2 separate regions of the Homo sapiens genome follow, and region 1 is linked to region 2. The links are chromatin loops, found by intact Hi-C in ENCODE. Cell type or tissue: CD4-positive, alpha-beta T cell. All regions are shown on one strand.

Evidence for each region. A loop is a pair of places that touch in the nucleus more often than their neighbours do. Peaks named below come from ENCODE experiments on the same cell type or tissue, not always from the same donor. Only the 100,000 strongest peaks of a DNase experiment are listed, where the experiment ranks them.
Region 1: it touches region 2 in a loop (6-fold over the local background); 3 of 110 quality-filtered maps call a loop at or near these places.

The regions. Positions count from the first base shown.
Region 1 is chr3:197,947,878-197,952,877 of GRCh38, reverse strand. The region is part of intron 2 of DRC9 (dynein regulatory complex subunit 9); the gene reads left to right. It overlaps RPL35A (ribosomal protein L35a), which reads right to left and starts at 2,688. Exons shown (of 5, transcript NM_000996.4): 1 at 2,657-2,688; 2 at 1,900-1,942; 3 at 1,567-1,719. The coding sequence starts at 1,910. RefSeq lists enhancers at 639-1,420, 2,204-2,986, 3,066-3,285. In CD4-positive, alpha-beta T cell, no CTCF peak of the experiment used is centred here; DNase peaks (open chromatin) are centred at 1,047 and 2,847; H3K4me3 peaks cover 2,669 bases; H3K27ac peaks cover 2,060 bases.
Region 2 is chr3:197,552,385-197,557,384 of GRCh38, reverse strand. BDH1 (3-hydroxybutyrate dehydrogenase 1) reads left to right here and starts at 1,417. Exons shown (of 8, transcript NM_203314.3): 1 at 1,417-1,604; 2 at 2,672-2,823. In CD4-positive, alpha-beta T cell, a CTCF peak has its summit at 2,599; DNase peaks (open chromatin) are centred at 1,414, 1,964 and 2,494; H3K4me3 peaks cover 2,583 bases; H3K27ac peaks cover 1,631 bases.

The DNA.
Region 1 (5,000 bases), 400 kb before region 2:
CTGGGCAACAGAGCAACACTTTGTCTCAAAAAAAAAAAAAAGTCTACAGCATAAACATCTTTAGGCATGCATAAAAACTAATTTTGGCCTGGTGCAGTGACTTGCGCTATAATCCCAGCACTCTGGGAGGCCGAGGCAGGTGGATTACTTGAGGTCAGGAGTTCAAGACCAGAGTGACCAACACTGTGAAACCCCGTTTCTACTAAAAACATAAAATTAGCTGGGTGTGGTGGCACACGCCTGTAATCCCACCTCACTCGGAGGCTGAGGCAGGATAATCGCTTGAACCCGGGAAGCAGAGATTACAGTGAGCTGAGATTGTGCCATTGCACTTTAGCCTGGATAACAAGAGCAAAACTCTGTCTCAAAAAAGAAAGAAAAAAAGAAAAGAAAGAAAAGAAAAAACAAGGGGCGGGGCACCGTGGCTCCTGCCTGTAATCCCAGCACTTTGGGAGGCTGAGGTGGGTGGATCACAAGTTCAGGAGTTTAAGACCAGCCTGGCCAAAATGGTGAAACCCCATCTCTACTAAATATACAAAAATTAGACAGGCATGGTGGCGGCCGCCTGTAATCCCAGCTACTCAGGAGGCTAAGGCAGGAGAATCCCTTGAACCCGGGAGGCGGAGGTTGCGGTGAGCCGATATTGTGCTACTGCACTCCAGCCTAGGTGACAGTGAGACTCCGTCTCCAAAAAAAAAAAAAAAAAAAAAAAAAACCCATAATTTTAAGGCATTAACAAAATGCATTAAGCACAAGTGTTCTAAAAATCCTTAAATTCTGGCAAAAGGAGCCGAGAAAAAAAATTAGAAACCTTAAAAGGATCACAATATAAGGAATTACCTCCTTTATTGCTTACAAGTGCAAAAGGTACCTAAATCCAACACCACCCTCAGAAGTAACGTCCTTCTAAAACTCCCCATTAAGTTCCTTAATGACGCAAAATAGAAGCCACAGCAATACCAATCCAGCCTGGCCAACATGGGGAAACCCATTCTCTAGTAAAAATACAAAAATTAGCCGGGCGTGGTGGCACACCCCTGTAAGCCCAGCTACTCAGGAGGCTGAGGCAGGAGAATCGCTTGAGCCAGGAGGCAGAGGCTGCAGCGAGCCAAGATCGCGCTACTGCCCTCCAACCTGGGCAACAGAGACTCTTGTCACAAAAACAAAAAAACAATACCAAGTACTTCAGCTAAATCTTTTGTTTATTATTTCAATAGGATAATGAGGCCAGGCGCGGTGGCTCAAGCCTGTAATCTCAGCACTTTGGGAGGCCGAGGTGGGCGGATCACCTAAGGTCAGGAGTTTGGGACCAGCCTGGCCAACATGGCAATACCCTGTCTCTACTAATAATACAAAAACTAGCCGGGCGTGGTGGCCGGCGCCTGTAATCCCAGCTACTCGGGAGGCTGAGACAGGACACTTGCTTGAACCCGGGAGGCGGAGGTTTCGGTGAGGGAGACCAAGTCACTGCATTCCAGCCTCGGCAACAGAGCAAGACTCCGTTATATAAAAAAGAAAATGAGGCAGATCTCAAAAACCCAAAACCTACCAGTGTCATAAACTTACTTCTTTGCTTTATATACATAAGCGCATCTCTTGCCCAAATAGAATTCTGTTTCATCTCGGGCGTAAACACCTTCAATTTTAAGAAGAGCTGTGTGCTCCCTTTGGTTCCGGAGACCCCGCTTATAGCCAGCAAAAATGGCCTTGGACCACAGCCTAAGACACAAAAGATACACAACATGAAACATAAGCTTCAAAAAACCAATCTGACTTGTAATCACCCCCACCCAAAAGTTACTCAGAGCAAACATCTAAGTTTTTTCTTGCCAATTTTAAGCTCGCATTTACGTTCACGTCTAACACACAAAAATAAAGAACTATATTTAAAACGCGTACCTTCCAGACATAGTTCCTTTTAGAAGTCCCGTTCCCAGCAGGCCTTAAAACAAACAAAAAGATTAGTTTAAAACCAAGCCACACAAGTTTCCCACCTCGTCCCCTCTCGTTTAAGCCCCTAAAGCAAATTCCTTTTGGATGGGAGTTTCATGTAGGAGTTCGGGGACAACAATGCCAGAACATCCATATGAAACGCAGGGTCCGGCAAGACATTCAAACCTCAGAGAACAGCTGGTATCTAAGCAAACTTCAGAATGAAGACAAAACTAAGGGACAGGAGTCACAAAAATGACTCTCAGAAAAGCCTGAGAAAATGCATGCCGTTATCAGTAGGCAACACTCAGGAAAAGAAATGAAGCCTTAAAGAGAAACACACACGTAAGACTTTTATGCAATGGCTGGGGGAGAAAAGCTGAGGAAAGAGACTGGTCAGACAAGCCAAGGAAGGTATGGACTGGGAGGAAACGGATGAAGGAAGCACTGCCTCATGGACAACTGCACACGAACAAAAACATCGTTTCACTCCGTTCAGGCCCAGGAATTTAACTGGGATAACCCGGGCAGCCGTTCTCCGGGTGTCAGGGGACCAAACACCATCAGCCCAACATCTCCTCCATCCTGTTCTCCCTCTTCTTGAAACCCGTAGAAATCAATGGCTGGCAGAGACTCCGATACGCACCGGCGACTCGCCAAGGCACAGGAACAAACCTACTCCGGTTATTTGCCCCCAAATTTCAGCAGCAGACCCTTCACTCACCTCCACAGGAGCCAAGATGGCGGTAAGAGAAGGACGAGGCCCCGCCGCGTGGCCTTGTGGGATTAAACATCTTTCGACTCCGCCCTCAATTTAGGCATCTTCTCCAAACGCCAGAAAAACAATCCTCGGAAATCGGCTTCGCACTGAAATAAGCCACATTCAATAGCACTCTTACAATTATTTTCCTAAGTCCTTTCATCTTGGTAGGCTGCAAAATGTACTACTTGGGAACAAGGGAAGGCAAAATGGTAGCCAGCTAAATCCGCCAAAGCTGTGCGTTGCCATAGAAACAACTTAGTTTACTTCCTGCGTCCCCGGACGCCGTAGGTGGAAAGGCGAACCCTGAGTGGAGGATGTTCCCGCTGCCTAAAGAATGATTGACTGTAAGATTGATTTGCCAACAGTGGGGTGCTTTTCTCTCGATACACACAGCAATAGACAGAACGGAAATTCTGGGATCCTAATCTAGCATGGAAGAGAAAGGCCGGGAGCACGAAGGCAGCAGGACCTCTTCCTTCTCTTTTTTCTTTTTCTATACTTCTTTTCTCCCCTCTACTTATTTATCTCTTTCAAGAAATGAGACTGGGCACAGTGGCTCACGCCTGTAAACCCAGCTCTTTGGGAAGCCGAGGCGGGAGGATCGCTTGAGGCCAGGAGTTCGAGACCAGCCTGGGCAACATAGTGAGACCACCTCCCCCAACCTCTACAAAAGAAAAAAAAAATGAATGAAATGACTTAAGTTCTTACCTCCATTCTTCTTTTTGGATCCGAGGTATGAGGAGGACTGCCTGCAGGAGGCTTTATCGCCCTTTTAGGAGAACTCGTTTAGCTGCCTCGTGTCCGCACCTAGTAGGTCCTCCGTAGATACTTGTAGAGGTGGATTAGTGGACGCCAGAGATTCACATTTCCGAATTATTGCATATTTATTTGGGTTATCCTATGGATTCATTCATTTATTTAACACATAGTTTAATGAATGACTACCCTGTACCAAGGTTTGTGTAAGATGACACGGCAGTAAACAAATCTATGCCCTCGTGGAGCTTATATCCTACGAGGCGGAGCAACACAATGAGCAAGTAAAAATAGATGACACGTTAGAAGATGATAATTTCTGTGAAGAAAATTAAGCAGAGAGGCCACTGTAAAAGAGGCTTTCCCCACTTTGAGATGGGAAGTATGTAAAAGAGGCTTCCCCTGCTTTGAGATGGGAACTATTTAAGGGTCCTGAACAGAAGGGTGACTCTATCTGACTTCTATATTGACAAAGTCACTGTGTTGAAAGTGAAGGGAGGCAAGGGTATCAGCAGGAAGATAATTATAGGTTCCTGTAGTGACTATGATGAGAGGTGATGGTGTGTAAACAGAGGATATTGAGTACTGGAATTCTGAATATATTTAAATTCTGGCAAGATTTGCTGGTGGATGAGGAATGAGAGAGAGTAAAGTATGACTCCGAAGTTGTATGAAATAGATGTATATAAGTCACTTTTAAAATCAGATCCTCTCTTAAATACAACAGGATAGAACTTGTACCTTGTAGCCTACTACCCCACCCAGTGTTCCCTGTCCCAGAAAGAAATGTGCTAGAAATTTCACTATTAGATATTGATTTGTCAAAGTTCTATATGGAAGTCCTCCTGGGAGGAATAACACATTAAGTGTGAGTTTCATTCGTTTGCTCGTGTATTATTCGTTCCACAAATACTTATTGAGCACTGAGACTTAGCACCTGATACAACTGTGAGCATCGTTGTCATGTTGCTGCTTTCATGGAACAGTTGTCTAGTGGGGGGAAACTGACACTAACGTAACAAATTGTGAACACAGCTCTGCGGGAAAGTAGTGGCATGAGTGCCCAGAAGCCTGATCTGGCCTGACGAGTCAGCGAAAGGATCACTTGGACAAGTGTCAGTTAAGGCATTTTTCAAACTGCAGGTGATGACCATTAGTAGAGCATGATAAGAATACTTTTTAAAACAAAGTATGGGCCGGGCGCAGTGGCTCACGCCTGTCATCCCAGCACTTTGGGAGGCTGAGGTGGGTGGATCACTTGAGGTCAGGAGTTTGAGACCAGCCTGGCCAACATAGTGAAACCCTGTCTCTACTAAAAATACAAAAATCAGCCAGGGGTGTTGGTGTGTGCCTGTCATCCCAGCTACTTGGGAGGCTGAGGTACAAGAATCGCTTCAACCTGGTAGGGGGAGGTTTCAGTGAGCTGAGATCCTGCCACTGCACTCCAGCCTTGGTGACAGAGTGAGACCGTCTCAAAAAAAAAAAAAAAAAAAAAAAAGGTAAAGCAGGAGTGAAACTACAAGGGATGATGGAGTCTCCCGGGACCTAG
Region 2 (5,000 bases):
CATTCTCTTCATTCTATTCATTCCTTCTCTGTACTTTACCTAAACATAGTTGTGAACCCCCAAAATCTGAGCCAGATCAATTTAGGAAGTTTATTTTCCCAAAGTTAAGAATGCACGCAAGTGAAATGGCCTCAGGAAGTCCTGACATGTGCCTAAGGTGGTTGGGACACAGCTCGGTTTTATACATTTTAGGGAGACATGAGACATCAATCAACATATGTAAGATGAACATTGGCTCAGTCTGGAAAGGTGGGACAACTCGAAGCAAGGAGGGAGCCCCCAGGTTATAGGTAGATGAGAGACAAATGGTCGCATTCTTTCGAGTTTCTGATGAGCCTCTCCAAAGGGGGAATCAGATATGCATTTATCTCAGTGAGCAGGGGGTGATTTTGAGTAGAATGGGGGCAGGTTGGCCCTAAGCCGTTCCCAGCTTGACTTTCCCCTTTAGCCTAGTGATTTGGGGGCCCCAAGGTTTATTTTCCTTTCGCGTAGCTTCGCCACTAATGTGTCCTGGTGTCTTCTCTCCTCAGCCTGTTTCTCATCCTGGAAACTGAGGTGTGCTGGCGCAGGGCGATAGCGCAGTGGGGTGGGGTTGGGAGGAAACCCTTATCTGTGGCCGATGGCCCTCCGTTGTTCTATTATTAAAACTCTGGGAAACTGCTATTCTTAATTTATTTTTAAAGACCCTGAGAAGCAAATCTTTAATTTTTTTGTTTTTGTGAGACGGAGCACTCTGTCGCCCAGGCTAGAGTGCAATGGTGCAATCTCGGCTCACTGGAACCTCCGCCTCCTGGGTTCAAGCGATTCTCCTGCCTCAGCCTCCCGAGTAGCTGGGATTACAGGCGTGCGCCACCGCGCCCTGCTAACTTTTGTATTTTTAGTAGAGACTGGTTTTCACCATGTTGGCCAGGCTGGTCTCGAACTCCTGACCCCAAGTGATCCACCTGCCTCAGCCTCCCAAAGTGCTGGAATTACAGGCGTGAGCCACCGCCCCCGGCCTTTAAATAAATTCATCTGATCAAAAGAAATTTAAAAACCAACCAACCCTAATGAGCTCTAAAGACAGCAACACGCACAGGACCTGGAAAGAGCCTCTTCCTCACCGGAGTTTTCCTCACTTCAAGGAGCGGCGCCTTCACCCTCCGGCCTCAGCCCGCGAGGCTGCAACCCTTTCCGCACCTGGCTCCATCTCCCTGGCCCTCGCCCCCGCCCAGCGGTCGGGGAGCGAGAAGGCGGCGGGGGATCTGGCGCCCGGCTTAGGGGCGAGACGGCCGCACCGGGAGCCTAGCGATCAGGGCACCTTGGGCGGGAGGAGCGCCAGCCGGGCACCCAGCGCGGAGGAGGCGGCTCGGCGGCCCCCCGACAGCCACGCCGCCGTGAGCCCCGCCCAGCGTAGCCCCAGCGCGCGCTTCGCGTGTAGAAGCGTCCGGGTGGCGGAGGCCGCAGGCCGCAGGAGTGCTGGTGGAGGGGCTTCCAGAAAGACCCTGCGGCAGCGCCCCCCCTCGGCTCTCCCCGCAGGAGAGCGGGCACCTGCGCGGCGCCGGGTGAAGGCGAGAGCCTCGGCGAGCCCTCTGCAGCGGAGCCCCCTGCCCATTTGGTTTTGGGTAAGAGGAGGGGTCCGCGTCTCTGCAGCTCGGGCGGGATTCCCTGGCGCCCTCTACTCGGTTTGGTTCGGCCTCACGTGTTCCTTTAGCTCCGAAGCCGGGATACGGGTGGGGAAGGGGGGCTCGCGCCCTACAGGCCGAGCCCTGCGGCCGCAGCGGGGTAAGGGTAGGATGGCCGATCGCGCCCAGACCCCAGGGAGTCTCCCTCTCGGCTTTTCTGCCGGCGTCTCCAGCAGCATGATCTGGCATTTATTATTCGGAATAATGTGCCAGGCAGGAGGAGGCCCTGGGTTAAACACGCGGCCCTGCAGCTCCCAGGTGAAACGACTCATCGTTTCCTGCCGGCGCATCTTACTGAAGGGGACCCAGGCCCCACGAAGGGAAGGAACCGTCCTCAAGGTCACGTCGTAGTCAAAGGCCGAGCCCAGACCGAAGCCAGGTGTCCTGCCTTCTAGCCCCGGGCTCTAGGCCCTGTCCCCTTCCCGACCGAATCTCCCAGTCCCGTCCGCGTCCCTCCTCCTCCTCCTCCTCCGGGGTCCTCCGCAAGGCTCTGTTCCCGGGGTTTGGGGAGTCCTCCCTCCGCGCCACAGCGCCCTGGGGAAGAATGCTGGACAGCAGGCAGGCCACAGGGCCGGGGAAGGAGGAGGAGCCGCGGGGACAGGCTGGGGATGCCAGAGTGGTGGTGGGCCCGGGACTGGCCAGGGTGGGAGTCCAGGCGGCGCACCCGCGCGAGGACAAGGGGGCTTTGGCTGGGCGGTGCTGTCTCAACCAATGGGAAGCGTGGCTCTGGCCGAGCCCCCCTCTCTCCCCGCCCTCCGGCCGGCCGTTGGGGAGCGCTGCTCTGGGATTGGCTGCGCCGCCGTCTCGGGCGTTCTCGCGCTCTGCTTACGTGCTGACGCGCGCCTGATAGATACCCTGTGGGTTTGAGCGCTCCGGTCGGTCCCTAGCGGCCCAGGCGCCTTGGGCGTGCGTCCTGCGCGCGGCCGCCTCCAGGCTGCGCCCTTCTGGGGAAGTGTTTGGTGCTGCGCGCGGCGTCGAACTCCGCGTTTTTTTTTTTTCTTTTCCAGCCAGTCAGCCTGGAAATCTGCCTGTAGTCAGCTGATGCAGAGTCACCCTGCAGTTCCTACTTTGAGGGGTTGCAGAAGCACATATTTCACTATGGAGGGCCGCCTGCAGGCCTCGCGCTGACAGGATCTTTTGTGACGCTGCAAATGTCCTGGTCAGTGTCCTTCTTTCTACAAGAGGCGTTGGAGCCGGGCTCTGCATAGGGCGTATATATCCCTGGCCGCCAAGGAAGCTGACCCTTGAAATTTGTGAAGCTTTCATATTCACTCAATACACATTTACAGAGCCTCTACTTCCTGTCAGGCGTCACACAATAAATATTCGGAGGAGCAAGAAGAGAGTGATTCAACATTTGGGTCTTGTCTGTAGGGTGCTCACAGTCCGGGTGGGGATTGGTGGTAGGATGGGGGCTTGTGAATGTTTATAAACAGAAATCCCTCGAATACGACCCTGGCTAGGTAGGTGCAGTTACAGAGGCACAGAAGGGAGGAGATTGGGCGAAAGATTTTTGAATTAGGGGATTAGAAAAGGCTGCTCGGGAGAGTTATCTGAACCAGCTAGGACTTGGTCAGATGCAGTCAGTTTGGTATAGGATGAGCAAGGCTCGAAAATTGGAAAGTACAGGGCTTGTTGAGGGATGGTGTAGCAAACGGTTGAATGAGTAGAGGAGAAAAGTATAGTTGGAGATACGGTTTGGAGGAGCCAGGTGAGGACTCGGGGGCTCAGCTTGTGTCCTCGGGTTTGAAATGCAGTAAGCACTTGTGAATAGAAAGGCTGCTTAATCATTTGCACTACTGTCATTTGTTACACCTAGACCAAACATCTTGGAAATGGCTTTGATTCTTCCTTCTTTCATATCCTACACTCAATCTGTTGGTAAATGGTAGCGGACTCTACCTTCAATATAAAGCCAGACTTACCAATTCTAATCAGTTCCATGGTTTTCACCAAGGCTGGTGTACATTTCTAAGGAACACGTTTTCACATCTCACTGCAGTGGTGCAATATACAACCCTCATGACTGCACATGGTGGCCCTGGATTACTGCCACAGATCCTAATGGGTCTCCCTGCTTCTGCTCTAGTCCATCCTCAACTTATTAACCCAGTGAGAGTTACCTTTTTAAAAATGTAAGTCTGATAATGGCACTCCTCTTCTTAAAACTCTTCTTTTTTTTTTTTTTTTTTTGAGACAGAGTCTTGCTCTGTTGCCAGGCTGGAGTGCAGTGGCGTGATCTCGGCTCACTGCAATCTCCACCTCCTGGGTTCAAGTAATTCTCCTGCCTCAGCCTCCCAAGTAGCTGGGACTACAGGCGCGAGCGACCACACCCAGCTAATTTTTGTATTTTTAGTAGAGACGGGGTTTCACCATGTTGGCCAGGATGGTCTCGATCTCTTGACCTCGTGATCTGCCCACCTCGGCCTCCCAAAGTGCTGGGATTACAGGCGTGAGCCACCACACCCAGCCAAAACTCTCTTAATTCATTTAATTATGTACCAGCCAGGCGTGGTGGCACACACCTGTAATCTCAGCACTTTGGGAGGCCGAGGTGGGCAGATCATTTGAGGTTAGGAGTTTGAGACCAGCCGGGCCAACATGGTGAAACTCCGTCTCTACTAAAAATACAAAAATTAGCCAGGCATGGCGGTGCATGCTTGTAACCCCAGTTACTTGGGAGGCTGAGGCAGGAGGATTGCTTGAACCTGAGAGGTGGAGGTTGCAGTGAGCCAAGATTGCACCCCTGCACTCCAGCCTGGGTAACAGAACGAGATTCCATCTCAATGAATCAATCAATCAATATTGTGTGTCTGTTGTGTGCAGGGCACTGCTGTACATGTTGGAGATACAACAGTGAACAAAACAGACAAAAATTCCTGTTCTCAAAGAGCTTATATTCTAATGAGACTGAACAACAACAAACAAGATAAATATGTACAACATGTAGAATGCTATAATGTAATAAAGTGCCAAGGAGGAGGAAAAAATGGAAGCAGAGAAGGGGGATAGTCAGGGTTGGGGTGGGATAGATGGGGTGGCCAGAGAATGTCTTAGTAAACATTTTAGTAAAGGACTGTGGATATTGAGGGAAGAGTGTTCTAGGTAGAGGGAACAGTAAGGACAAAGGCCCTGAAGCAGGAGCTGGCTTGCTATGTTCCAAAGACAGCAAGAAAGCCACTGTGACCAAAGTGCAGTGAACCAGGTAGGAATGAGGTCAGAGGGACAATGGAGACCCAGAACATGGAGGGCCTTGTAGGCAAACTCTAGATTTTGGCTTTTACTCTGGCAGGAGTTTGGTGAGGCGTGACATGATCTGATTTATGTTCCGCAAGA